2 separate regions of the Homo sapiens genome follow, and region 2 is linked to region 1. A link is a contact called in ENCODE Hi-C data. All regions are on one chromosome and are shown on one strand. Each heading gives the region's core, a stretch centred on a gene start or an enhancer-like site at or near the end of the contact. The rest is flanking DNA. Distances are from core to core; before and after follow the strand shown.

Region 1 (6,065 bases), core at 1,238-3,737:
CTCCCTAGAATAATGCCAGTCACATTGTGTGTATAATAAAAGTTAGCTACTATTGCTGTTATATCAATTTCCATGCTAACTATGAAATGGGAGCTATTATCATCCCTTATTTTACAGATAAGAAAACTGAAGCTCAAAAAAGTTAATATGCCCATAGTCATCAAGATAATCTTATTTCAGAACCTTAGCTCTCAGTCATCATATTTATATGGTCTCTTTATAATAACTACCTATTGTTCTCTTCTGCCCTCTTTAGCAATTCAGAATGAATCTAATCCCTCTTTCATACAATAGCTCTTCAAATATATAAATGCATTTTTCACTGCTATTTTTGTATCTTCTCTTCAGCATGCTAAATTTTTGTCAAATATCACAATGCTTTTTTAAAATTATTCACTCACCTGGTTTTCTAAACACCCTGAAGACTGTTCATCTCCAGTGGGTTTCTCAATTGCAGTCAATGCATCTTTCACCATTTTGCTTACTTCCTTGTAAGTGGCTTCTTGAACAAACTGGGCAAAAAATATGGTAGCCCTGAAACAAAAATACGTGTGAATCCTTAAGGAACAGACCTGCAGCAAGCTTATTTTTCTCAAGTATAGTTTTTCATTTGTTTGTTTTGTTTTCTATTTATGTTGTAATCTGTTTAGACATTTGATTTGTAAAATTATGTAAAATTAGCTTCCAGGTCATCTGAGAAGAAACTTTAGTCTTTTTCTTGTTTTCTTTTGCCATAAATATACATATAGATGTTAAAGGCTAAAATAAGTGGATTTCCCATAAGAGTGGTTTCTCCTTCTGTGACCATCCATCTACTGTAATGTACCCATAATTGAGGGTATCTATATTCTTTATGGTTACTTTTAAATTTAAGCAAAAAAAAATTGGTAATTAGACAGACCTCTAACAGTGTCTATTCCCAGTATGATCAAGGTCTAAAACCCAAGACTACAGTGCTCATGGATTGACTCAAAGCAATCCTTATGCAGGTTTGGATGTGCAAGGAGTAACAGCAACACACTACTTTAAATTCTTTGTTAGAAATTTTTAAAATGTGGAATGGAAAGACATCCAAGAGACTAACATACTCTCCACAAATAACAGCAAATAGAATATTTTATCACCTATGGTTTGCTGCTAAGATTTAAATAGTATACAGAAAAGAAAACATTATAATATCACCCTGTTGGTACTGATGAGAAAAATTCCTGAATTAGTATATGGCTGTCACTGATCAGACACTAATCTTCAGTTTCTAAAATCTGATTTGGTTTGACTCATGAGATTTCAAGGAATCAAAAGGTCAATGTCGAAGACATTAGTCAACAGTTTAACCTCTTCAACATCAAGTTGATATTCAGTATGAGTAACTTTTCTTGAAATTGTCCAAATTGCTTTTGTGCTTTTAAGAGCTCACAGGGGTACCCAATTTTATTTAAGTATTTACTTATCCTTGCTTTACACATTTAAAGTACATTTATATAAGCAAAACTTACAGGTCAGCTAAACTTATCTCTGCAGTACATTGGTAAGAATCCAATATGGAAGCTGGAAAGCAAAATAAACTTCATGAAACGTGTTTTCAACTGCAACCAAGAAAGTAATCATTGTTACATATGAATGTTTGTGTTTCAGTTAGAACTGTACAGTTTCAGAATTAAAAGAACATTAGGGATAACCTAAGCATCTTAATTTTATACTTGAGGAAAAGAAAACTAGGAAACTAAGGAATGAAGTTAACAAGCATAATTTATAGTAGACCTATCACTAAAATCCAGATTTTGTCTTCCAGTTGTTTGGTTTTTCCCTGTACTGTAGTGCTGTAACTGTCCTGAAAGTCAAATGGTTAAAAATATATTTCAGGCATTCTTTTGAACATAGTTATACTACGGTTTGCCATTCATATCCCAGTCACAATATTTCTTCTTCAGACCATCAAATAATGACCCATTTTTCTGTATTAAAAACAAAGATTTTATCTATTTTACTAGTCTGAGGGAGTTATGTGAAGGAGCATAATTCTGGCTTCTTCACATATAAAATTTTATTTATATTCATATATATGTACATATATGTGTATATATATAATTTTTCAAAGTTAATATGCATACCATTGAAGTGTAAAAATTAATTCAACATGAAACATACAAACCATTCATCCATTAAACACTGCTATAACTTTGTAAACCTCTTGTAAAGTTACAAGTTTATCTTTCATTTAAATATATCCATCAGTTAAATATTTTTTCTCCATGTGGAATAATAAATATGAATAATAAATCAAGACAAATTAATGCAAATTTTATAATTTAAAAAATTTTGATATAGAGAAAAGACAAGAAAAACACAAAATATCTCACCTATTCCATATTCATTTCTATGCAGTGTTCTGGATTCAGTAAAATTTAGTAGGAAAATTAAAAAAATTGATTCCACCCACTTCATGGTTGCTAGTTATTTTGTTATTGGCAGTGGTGGAAGCACAATATGGAAAATCATGCTGAAATTCTTTTATACTCTTTTCAGGCAATGCCTGTTAACTAGTAACCTTTTGTTGGTATATCTGTTACTTTATGGTATTTCCTTAGGTTGAAAATGGGACATTTGCCAATAATTAACAGCATAGCGGTTATTTGTATTTTATGTTCAAGGACACAGAGCTCTTTGGGGCAGAAAAAAAAAACTTGCAAACTTATTTTATTTTGCAAATATAACAAATATTCTCCTCAAACTACAGAATATTCAAAGAGATGACTTGTCCCTAAGTTGCAGAATAATTAATTTCTCTCAAATTAAGTTAATGAAGCCATAAAGAAAAGACAGCAGATTTGGTATGCAATTCATCTAAATACATTAATTCTTTAAAACTATTAAATGCCTATCATATGCCAGGCACACAAGACATTGTCTGACCAATTCAGACTCTTCATCTTGCAAATATAACAAATACTCTCAAAGTACAAAAAATTCAGAGAGATGACTTGTCCCTAAGTTGCAGAATAATAAATTCATTTCAAATTATCATTGCTTGATAATTATGCTGTCATTGTTTAGCTCAGAAACACTTTTCACTTAATATGTATGTCAATAAGGTACATTTTAAAGTATTTAGTATGCGATGTATGGCTTAACATAGAAAACTTAGAGCACAAGCCCTAATAAACCAAGTCCTATAATAATTTTATTTGCACATGTGTCTTTATAAAGTGGGTCAGGTGCATCATTCACTTAGCAACTCAAGATGATGATGTTAATACTAAATGATGGATGCTAAGAGTGGCTCACCTCCTATCATCCCTGTCTACAAGGGTTCCCGATCTTGGCTACACATTAGAATCACTGGGGGAACTTTTTGAATTCCCAATGCCTAGTCTGTAACCCAGACCAGTTAAATCAGAATCTGTGGAGTTGAGACCCAGGCACCAGTATTTTCTAAAGCTTCACAGGTGTTTCATTATTCTAAAGGTAAGATTATAAAATCAAATAACCCACACCAGGAAATAAATTAATATGGTACATTCATAAAGTAGGGTGATATACAGCCATCAAAATAACTTTGTGGAAGAATATTTAATGAAATGGAAATATGCTCATAATATATTGTTAACTGAAAAACAGGACAAAACAATACATGGAGAGTGCTCTCATTTGTGTATCATTGTACCTCCTCTGTATTCCTCCCACCCTCTAAAAAAAATGTTGAATAAAAGACAGAAATAATGGACAACAAAGTTTTAACATTGGGTTTCTCTAGATGGTAAGATAAGTGAATTTAATTCTATCTCTCTCTCAAAACTTCTTCAATGAAAGAGCAGTATGCAATTTTAAACATAAAATTTTTAAATAAGCTAAGTACAGTACTTAAAAAATAGATCATACTGCAAGCTACTAGGGCACACATTTAAACAAAAAGGGTTTACCGTCAGTAGCACTTCCAGCAAATACAAACATTTATCATAGTATAAACAAGGTCTTCAATGCTAATCAAGTACAATTCCCATTCATTTGTTAGTTTTTGTCCATTTTCTGCTATGCGTGTCTCTCCTAAGTTTTGTCTCCTAAGGAACATGTTAACAAAACAGGCCTTGCTCACGTACTCTCCAGAAAGAGGTAGCACCATCCTTGTCTATCCGTTTGGATTCCAGGATAGTATTTACAAAGTGCAGTTCTTCTACTCTTCCTCAAGGGGGACTTTACTCAAATATATGAAAGCCAAAGTATTTGTTATGAAGGAATACCTGAAAAGCAATAGTCATGAAGTATTAGTTATGAAGAACTGAAATAGAGTTTTATGAAGCAAACTATATAAGCTTGCCCAAGCATGGGCAAAATATCCCAAAGGCTTTCACAGTGTCTGGTTCATAGCCAGGACTCAGCAACATTTGATGAATGAATAATAAATGTATTTGTTCCAACATGGGTTTAATGTAGAGAAAGGGGTTACATTTGGCAAATCCCAGATTCTATAAAGTCTGAAATCTTTATAACTTTACAAAACATATTTCAGCTTTTCTGATATACATATATAGATATAGATATAGATATAGATATAGATATAGATGTAGATATAGATATATCATCTTCAAGGCCAAGTAATCCAATCTGATCATCTCATCAAAAGATTAGAGGGGACAAATGTAAAAATGCCTGGCAAATGGTAGGCCTTTAGTAAATTATGACTATTTCAATATTACAAATATATATATAAAAATACACACACAACTACAAATAATATGTACACATCAAGCCAATGTATGTTGTGTCAGCCACCAGTTCATCAAGATGTCGATGCGACTACACCAGGAGTAACAACTTTTCTATCAGTTCAGGTCCTGTTTGGACTTTTCCTCTGATATTATGCTGGTTTTGTGTCATCCTCCAATCTCCTTCCATATTCTGCCTTACGGAGCAGATGTCTGCATTCCATGCCATATGATCAGAGAGGCAGTATAGCACAGTATTAATCACGTAAAGTTGGGGAACTGGTTTGAATTTTTGCCCTGTCACTTAGCTACATGACTTTGGGTGAGTTAATTCATTTCTCTGGGCTTTATCTTTATCAACTATAAAATAAGGATAGTGATAGTACCTCCTTCATGGTTAAATGAGAATTAAATAAATCAATAAATATAAATGCCTCAGAACCGGGTCTTGCACAAAGTAGCACTCGATAGATGGGGTTTTATTTATTCATTCAATAAAATGTTAAGTCTGCATTCCAGGCACTGTTTTTGGATGGGAATAATCAGCAACAAGAGACAGGCACCATGTAGCTCTTGTTGAGCTTACTGCCTAATCAGAGAAACAGACAATAGTATCAGTAATCACAACATGGTGTGATGGATGCTGTGATTAGTAGAATGAAAAGAGGAACTCATGACATCTTTGGAGGGGTCAGATAAGGCTTCCTGGAGGAAGTAACATCTTCATGGAGATCTGAAAGAAAATTAGAGGTGGGCCAAATGAAGAGGGAGGGTATAGTGTTCCAGGAAAATGTAAAAGGTGGTGGAAAAACCAACCGGTAAGGGAAAACAATGCACACTTAGGGAATGAGAGAAAATGCAGTTTTGAAGAGGCACAAAGTTTAATAGTAGAAAATACTAGATATTGGGAATTCCTGGCAAAGTTGGCAAGGGCCACATCTCAAAGACTTTTTAAATGGAGTTTATAACTCCTTCTGGGACTATTATAGACAACAAAAGGGAGCTAATAAAAATCATATTTGTATTTTGAAACTGTCTCTTTTGTTTCAAAAGGGGATAAGACTATGATAAGGAGACCAGTTAGGAAGTTTTCGCAATAATACTGTCAAATAAGTGGCCTGGATAAAGCTGAGTGGTATGAATGAGATAAAGTCAAAGACTTAGTAACTAAGTACATGTTCAGTTTTGGATATATTTAGTTTAAGATAAAGTGACCAGTTTACCCAAACAGTCCTGGCTCTATGCCTATTGACTTAGTGTAATTATTAATCAGGCTCCCTTTTCACTCTCATCTCCCCATAGGTGGGATGAGCACTGGGCTAAAAGTAATTAGATTTTAAGGAACAAGAGGACCCTATGTGC
Region 2 (6,037 bases), core at 526-3,025, 700 kb before region 1:
GTTTTCCTTCATTTCTTTTTCTTACCTAATTGCTCTGGCCAGGACTTCCAGTATTATATTGAATAACAGCAAAATAATAGTGAAAGTGGGCATTCTTATCTTGGTCTAGCCTTTAGAGGAAAGGCCTTCAATTTTTCCTTGTTAAGTGTGTTGTTAGCTATGGGTTTGTCATAGATGGCTTTTATTATTTTCAGGTATGTTTCTTCTATGCCCAGTTTGTTGAGGATTTTTATCATAAAGGAATGTTGAATTTTATCAAATGCCTTTACCTTTATGGCATCTATTGAAATAATTATATGATTCTCATTCTCGATTCTGTTAATGTCGTGTATAACATGTATTGATTTGCATATGTTGAACCATCCTGTATCTCTGGAATGAATTCTACTTGACAATGGTAAATGAGTATTTTGCTGAAGATTTTTACATCTGTGTTCACTGGTGATATTGGCCTCTAGCTTCTTTAAAAAAAAAATGTGTCCTTGTCTGGTTTTGGTATCACAGTAACACTGGCCTTGTAGAATGAGTTTGAAAGTATTCCCTCTCTCCTCTTTAATCGTTTTGAAGTATTTGAATAGAATTGGTATTAGTTCTTTAAATGTTTGGTAGAACTTAGCAGTGAAGTTATCAGGCCGTGAGCTTTTCTTTGATGGGAGACTTTTTATTATGGCTTTGATTTCATAACTCATTATTGGCTTATTGAGGTTTTCTATTTGTTGATGGTTCAATATTGGTAGGTTGCATGTGTCCAGGAATTTATCCATTTCTTCTATATTTTCCAATTTGTTGGCATGTAATGGTTCCTAATTGTTTCTAATGATTCTTAGTATTTCTGAGGTCTCAGTTGTCATGTGTCCATTTTTGTTCCTACTTTTATTTATTTGGGTCTTCTCTCTTTTTTTCTTATTCTGGCTAAAGATGATTTGGAGCTCCTTTATATGCTGCTTGCTTCTTTTCTCTTGCTGCCATTACAGTTTTATCTTTATGCTTGATCTTTGACAGTTTGATTAGTAAATACCTTCATTAGTCTTATTTGACTAATGTGATGCTCTAAGGCCTTCCTGTACCTGAATATTTATATCTTTCTCATGTTTTGGAAAGTATTCTCTTATTATTTCTTTGAATAAGCTTTCTACCCTTGCTCCTGCTCTGCTCTCTCTTGAACATCAATAATTTTTAGATTTTGTCTTTGAGGTAATTTTCTATATCTTGTAAGTGGCCTTCTCTCATTTTCATTCTTTTTTTCTTTTCTCTCCTCTGTTTATTTTTTAACAGCCAGTCTTTGAGCTCATTGATTCTCTTCTCTGCTTGACCTATTCTGTGGTTGAGATCCCCTGAAGAGTTTCTTAGTTCAGCAAATGTAGTTCTTAGTTACAAGATTTCTGCTTATCATTATTTCAATTTCCTTGTTAAATTTCTCTGATAAATATCTGAGTTGCTTTTCTGTGTTATCTTAGAGATAACAAAGTTTCCTTAAAACAGCTGTTTTGAATTCTTGGTCAGAGAGTTCACAAATCGCCATCTCAGGAGGGTCAGTCGCTGGAACTTTGCTTTGTCTAGAAGGTTATGGTTCCATGTTTGCTGTTGTTTCTTGTGGGTATACATCTATGTATTTGTATTAATAATTATTTAGTCCAGCTTTATCTGTCTAGTTTGGTTTGGTTTTTATTGAATACAGTTGCTTATGAATCTTAACTGCCAGCTTGCTGCCTTGTTTTCGGCTCTAGATGGCGCCATAAGCCTATGTTTACCTTGACTTTTGCAAATGGCCATGGCACTGCCTGTCCCATAAGGAGGAGGACCAAAGGGATTACCCTAGCACTGTGGGAAGGCCGGCCACGGGTGTGTTCCCAGGGGACTTGTGGAACATACTTGCTACATGATTTCTACTGATTTGGCATCTCCTTTGGTCAAGTTACAAGGAGTTTTTACGGCTGAGGATGGTAGTCCTGGCTTCCCTATTTGTCTTTGCCAGCCTTCACAGACATTTCTCCCTCCAGGCAGTCACAGTGCTACCTGTGGTTTAAGGCAAAGGCAGGTCTCCTGGCAGGAAACCGAAGAAGATGGGAAAGCTGGTTGACAATCTCAATTTCACGTTTTTCAGTGCAGAAACCATGAGTTGAGGGCAGATTTTTCATACTGCTGATGCCTGGTGTAATGCAGGGAAGAGGCCTCATGGATGTAGAATCTGGTTCTCCTACCATCTGCTCAGAATGTTTCCACTTCTCTGTACCTACAGGAACTGTCTCATCCTCATACAGGATCTCTGGGTTGCTGCTGGTGAAGATCTTGCTGCTGTGTATTTCTTTTTGGTTTCTGGTGGAGGGGAGAGAAGCAAGCTTGCTTCTATGCTGCCATTTTGGGATTAGAAAACCGATATGTGAACTTTATAACTAAGAATTCAAAATAGCAATTTTAAGGAAACTCAGTGACCTACAAGATAACATAGAAAAACAATTCAGATACTTATCAGAGAAATTTAACAAGAAAATTGAAATAATAATTTAAAAATGAAACAGAAATCTTGGAACGGAGAACCACATTTGCTGAATTGAAACACTCTTTAGAGGATCTCAATAACAGAATGGGTTAGAGAAAAGAATCAGTGAGCTCAAAGACTGGCTATTAAGAAAATACAGTCCAAAGAAAGAAAAGAAAAAAACAATAAAAAGAAATGAAGGCCACCTTTAAAATATAGAAAATTACCTCAAAAGACCAAATCTAAAAATTATTGGTGTTTAAGGGGGAGCTGAGCAAGAGCAAGGGGAGAAAAGCTTATCCTAAGAAATAATAACAGAGCACTTTCCAAAACTCATGAAAGACAGAAATATCTAGATATAGAAAGGTCAGGGAACACCAAACAGATTCAACCCAAGTAACACTAACCAAGGCATATAATAATTGAACTTTCAAATATCAAAGACAAAGAGAAGATCCAGAAAGCAGCAAAAGAGTAAAATAACAAAGCAACTCCAGTTCATCTGGCAACAGACTTCACAATGGAAACCATGTAGGCCAGAAGGAAATAGGGCAGCATTAACAAAGAGAAATTGTCTTTCACAGACAAAAGCTAAGAGAATTCACCACTACTAGACCCGTCTTGCAAGAAATGCTAAAGGGAATTCTTCAACCTGAAATTAAAAAATGCTAACATATTAGTGTACTAACTAAAAGAAAATATTTCAAGGTATAAAACCCACTGGTAAAATTAAGTATGAACACAACCCCAGAATATGCTAATAATTTAATTGTGGTGTGCAATCCAATCATAACTCTAGTAAGAAGCTTATAAAGACAAATCTATCAAAAACAATAATAGCGACAACAACCTGTTCAAAATAGATATTTTTAAAATATGCGAACTGATATAATAAAAATTCAAAGTGTTTGTGGGAGGTGTGGAGTTAAAGTGTAGAGCATTTTTTTCATTATTATTATACTTTAAGTTCTGAGATACATGTGCAGAATGTGCAGGTTTGTTACATAGGTATACATGTGCTATGGTGGTTTGCTGCACCCATCAACCCGTCATCTACATTAGGTACTTCTCCTAATGGTGTCCCTCCCTTAGCGCCCCACCCTCTGACAGGCCCTGGTGTGTGATGTTCCCCTCCCTGTGTCCATGTGTTCTCATTGTTCAACTCCCACTTATGAGTGAGAACATGTGGTGTTTGGTTTTCTGTTCTTGTGTTAGTTTGCTGAGAATGATGGTTTCTAGCTTCACCCATGTCTCTGCAAAGGATGTGAACTCATCCTTTTTTATGGCTGCATAGTATTCCATGGTGTATATGTGCCACATTTTCTTTATCCAATCTATCATTGATGGGTATTTGGGTTGGTTTGACATCTTTGCTATTGCTATAGTGCTGCAAGAAACATACCTGTGCATGTGTGATTATAGTAGAATGATTTATAATCCTTTGGGTATATATCCAGTAATGAGATTGCTGGTCAAATGGTATTTCTGGTTCTAGATCCTTGAGGAATCGCTACATTGTCTTCCATAATGGCTGAACTAATTTATTCTCCCACCAACAATATAAAAGCATCCCTATTTCTCCACTTCCTCTTCAGTATCTGTTGTTTCCTGACTTTTTAATGATTGCCATTCTAACTAGTGTGAGATGGTATCTCATTGTGGTTTTGATTTGCATTTCTCTAATGACCAGTGATAATGAGCTTTCTTTTTATATATGTTTTTTTGGCCGCATAAATGTCTTCTTTTAAGAAGTGTCTGTTCACATCCTTCACCCACTTTTTGATGGGCATGTTTGTTTGTTTTTCTTGTAAATTTGTTTAAGTTCTTTGTAGATCCTGGATATTAGCCCTTTGTCAGATGGATAGATTGCAAAATTTTTCTCTCATTCTATAGGTTGCCTGTTCACTCTGATGATAGTTTCTTTTGCTGTGCAGAAGCTCCTTAGGTTAATTAGATCCCATTTGTCAATTTTGGCTTTTGCTGCCATTGCTTTTGGTGTTTTAGTCATGAAGACTTTGCCCATGCCTGTGTCCTGAATGGTACTGCCTAGGTTTTCTTCTTGGGCATTTATAGCTTTAGGCCTTATGTTTAAGTATTTAATCCATCTTGAGTTAATTTTTGTTTAAGGTGTGAGGAAGGGGTCCAGTTTCAGTTTTCTGCATATGGCTAGCCAGTTTTCCTAACACCACTTATTAAATAAGGAATCCTTTCCCTATTGCTTATTTTTATCGTTTGTCAAAGATCAGATGGTTGTAGATGAGTGGTGTTATTTCTGAGGCCTATGTTCTGTTCCATTGGTCTGTATATCTATTTTGTTACCAGTACCATGCTGTTTTGATTACTGTGGACTTGTAATATAGTTTGAAGTCAGGTAGCATGATGCTTGCAGCATTTTTCTGTTTGTTTAGGATTGTCTGGGCTATATGGGCTCTTTTTTGTTTCCACATGAAATTTAAAGTAGCTTTTTCTAATTCTGTGAAGAAAGTCAATGGTAGCTTGATGGGATAGCATTGAATCTATAAATTACTTTGGGCAGTATGGCCTTTTTCACAATATTGATTCTTCCTATCAATGAGCATAGAATGTTTTTCCATTTGTTTGTGTCCTCTCATTTCCTTGAGCAGCGGTTTGTAGTTCTTCTTGAAGGGTCCTTCACATCCCTTGTAAGTTGTATTCCTAGGTATTTTATTCTTTTTGTAGCAATTGTGAATGGGAGTTCACTCAGGATTTAGTTCTCTGTTTGTCTATTATTGGTGTATAGGAATGCTTGTGATTTTCGCACATTGATTTTGTATCCTGAGACTTTGCTGAAGTTGCTGATAAAGCTTAAGGAGATTTTGGGCTGATATGATGGGGTTTTCTGAATATATAATCATGTCATTTGCAAATAGAGACAATTTGACTCCCTCTATTCCTATTTGAATACCCTTTATTTCTTTCTCTTGCCTGATTGCCCTGGCCAGAACTTCCAATACTATGTTGAATAGGAGTGGTGAGAGAGGGCATCCTTGTCTTGTGCCGGTTTTCAAAGGGAATGCTTCCAGCTTTTGCCCAATCAGTATGATATTGGCTGTGGGTTTGTCATAAATAGCTCTTATTGTTTTTAAATTTGTTCCATCAAGACCTAGTGTATTGAGAGTTTTTAGCAGGAAGGGTGCAGAATTTTATTGAAGGCCTTTTCTGCATCTATTGAGATAATCGTGTGGTTTTTGTCATTGGTTCTGTTTATGTGATGAATTACATTTATTTTTTTGCATATCTTGAACCAGCCTTGCATCTCAGGAATGAAGCGGACATGATCATGGTGGATAAGCTTTTTCATGTGCTGCTGGATTAGGTTTGCCAGTATTTTATGGAGGATTTTCGCATCAATGTTCATCAGGGATATTGGCCTGAAGTTTTCTTTTTTTTGTTGTGTCTCTGCCAGGTTTTGGTATCAGGGTGATGATGACCTCATAAAATGAGTTAGGGAGGAGTCTCTCTTTTTCTATTGTTTGGAATAGTTTCAGAAGGAATGGTACCATCTCCTCTTTGTACCTCTGGTAGAATTCGGCTGTG

The links. A loop is a pair of places that touch in the nucleus more often than their neighbours do. Pooled maps may share reads with other maps.
Region 2: a pooled map shows a loop between it and region 1 (3-fold over the local background). The contact joins the enhancer-like site here to the promoter of AFP in region 1. A Hi-C loop is called at or near these places in 4 of 37 single-sample maps with no recorded cell type and 10 of 50 pooled maps.

The regions. Positions count from the first base shown.
Region 1 is chr4:73,432,643-73,438,707 of GRCh38, reverse strand. It overlaps AFP (alpha fetoprotein), which reads right to left and starts at 2,487. Exons shown (of 15, transcript NM_001134.3): 1 at 2,361-2,487; 2 at 1,497-1,548; 3 at 402-534. The coding sequence starts at 2,445. RefSeq lists enhancers at 2,598-2,620, 2,461-2,657, 2,647-2,667, 5,785-5,807, 5,915-5,934 and 4 more, promoters at 2,461-2,657, 2,461-2,743, 2,461-6,065, a cis regulatory region at 2,658-2,889 and silencers at 4,250-4,280, 3,904-4,310.
Region 2 is chr4:74,130,134-74,136,170 of GRCh38, reverse strand. All of the region lies in intron 1 of LOC105377277 (a long non-coding RNA gene), which reads left to right. It also overlaps a transcript of MTHFD2L not described here. Among named protein-coding and RNA genes, the nearest start is that of MTHFD2L, 25 kb to the left of the region's middle. Within about 2 kb of position 1,775, at least 4 of the 41 ENCODE cell types and tissues checked have a DNase peak (open chromatin) inside an H3K27ac peak, as active enhancers do.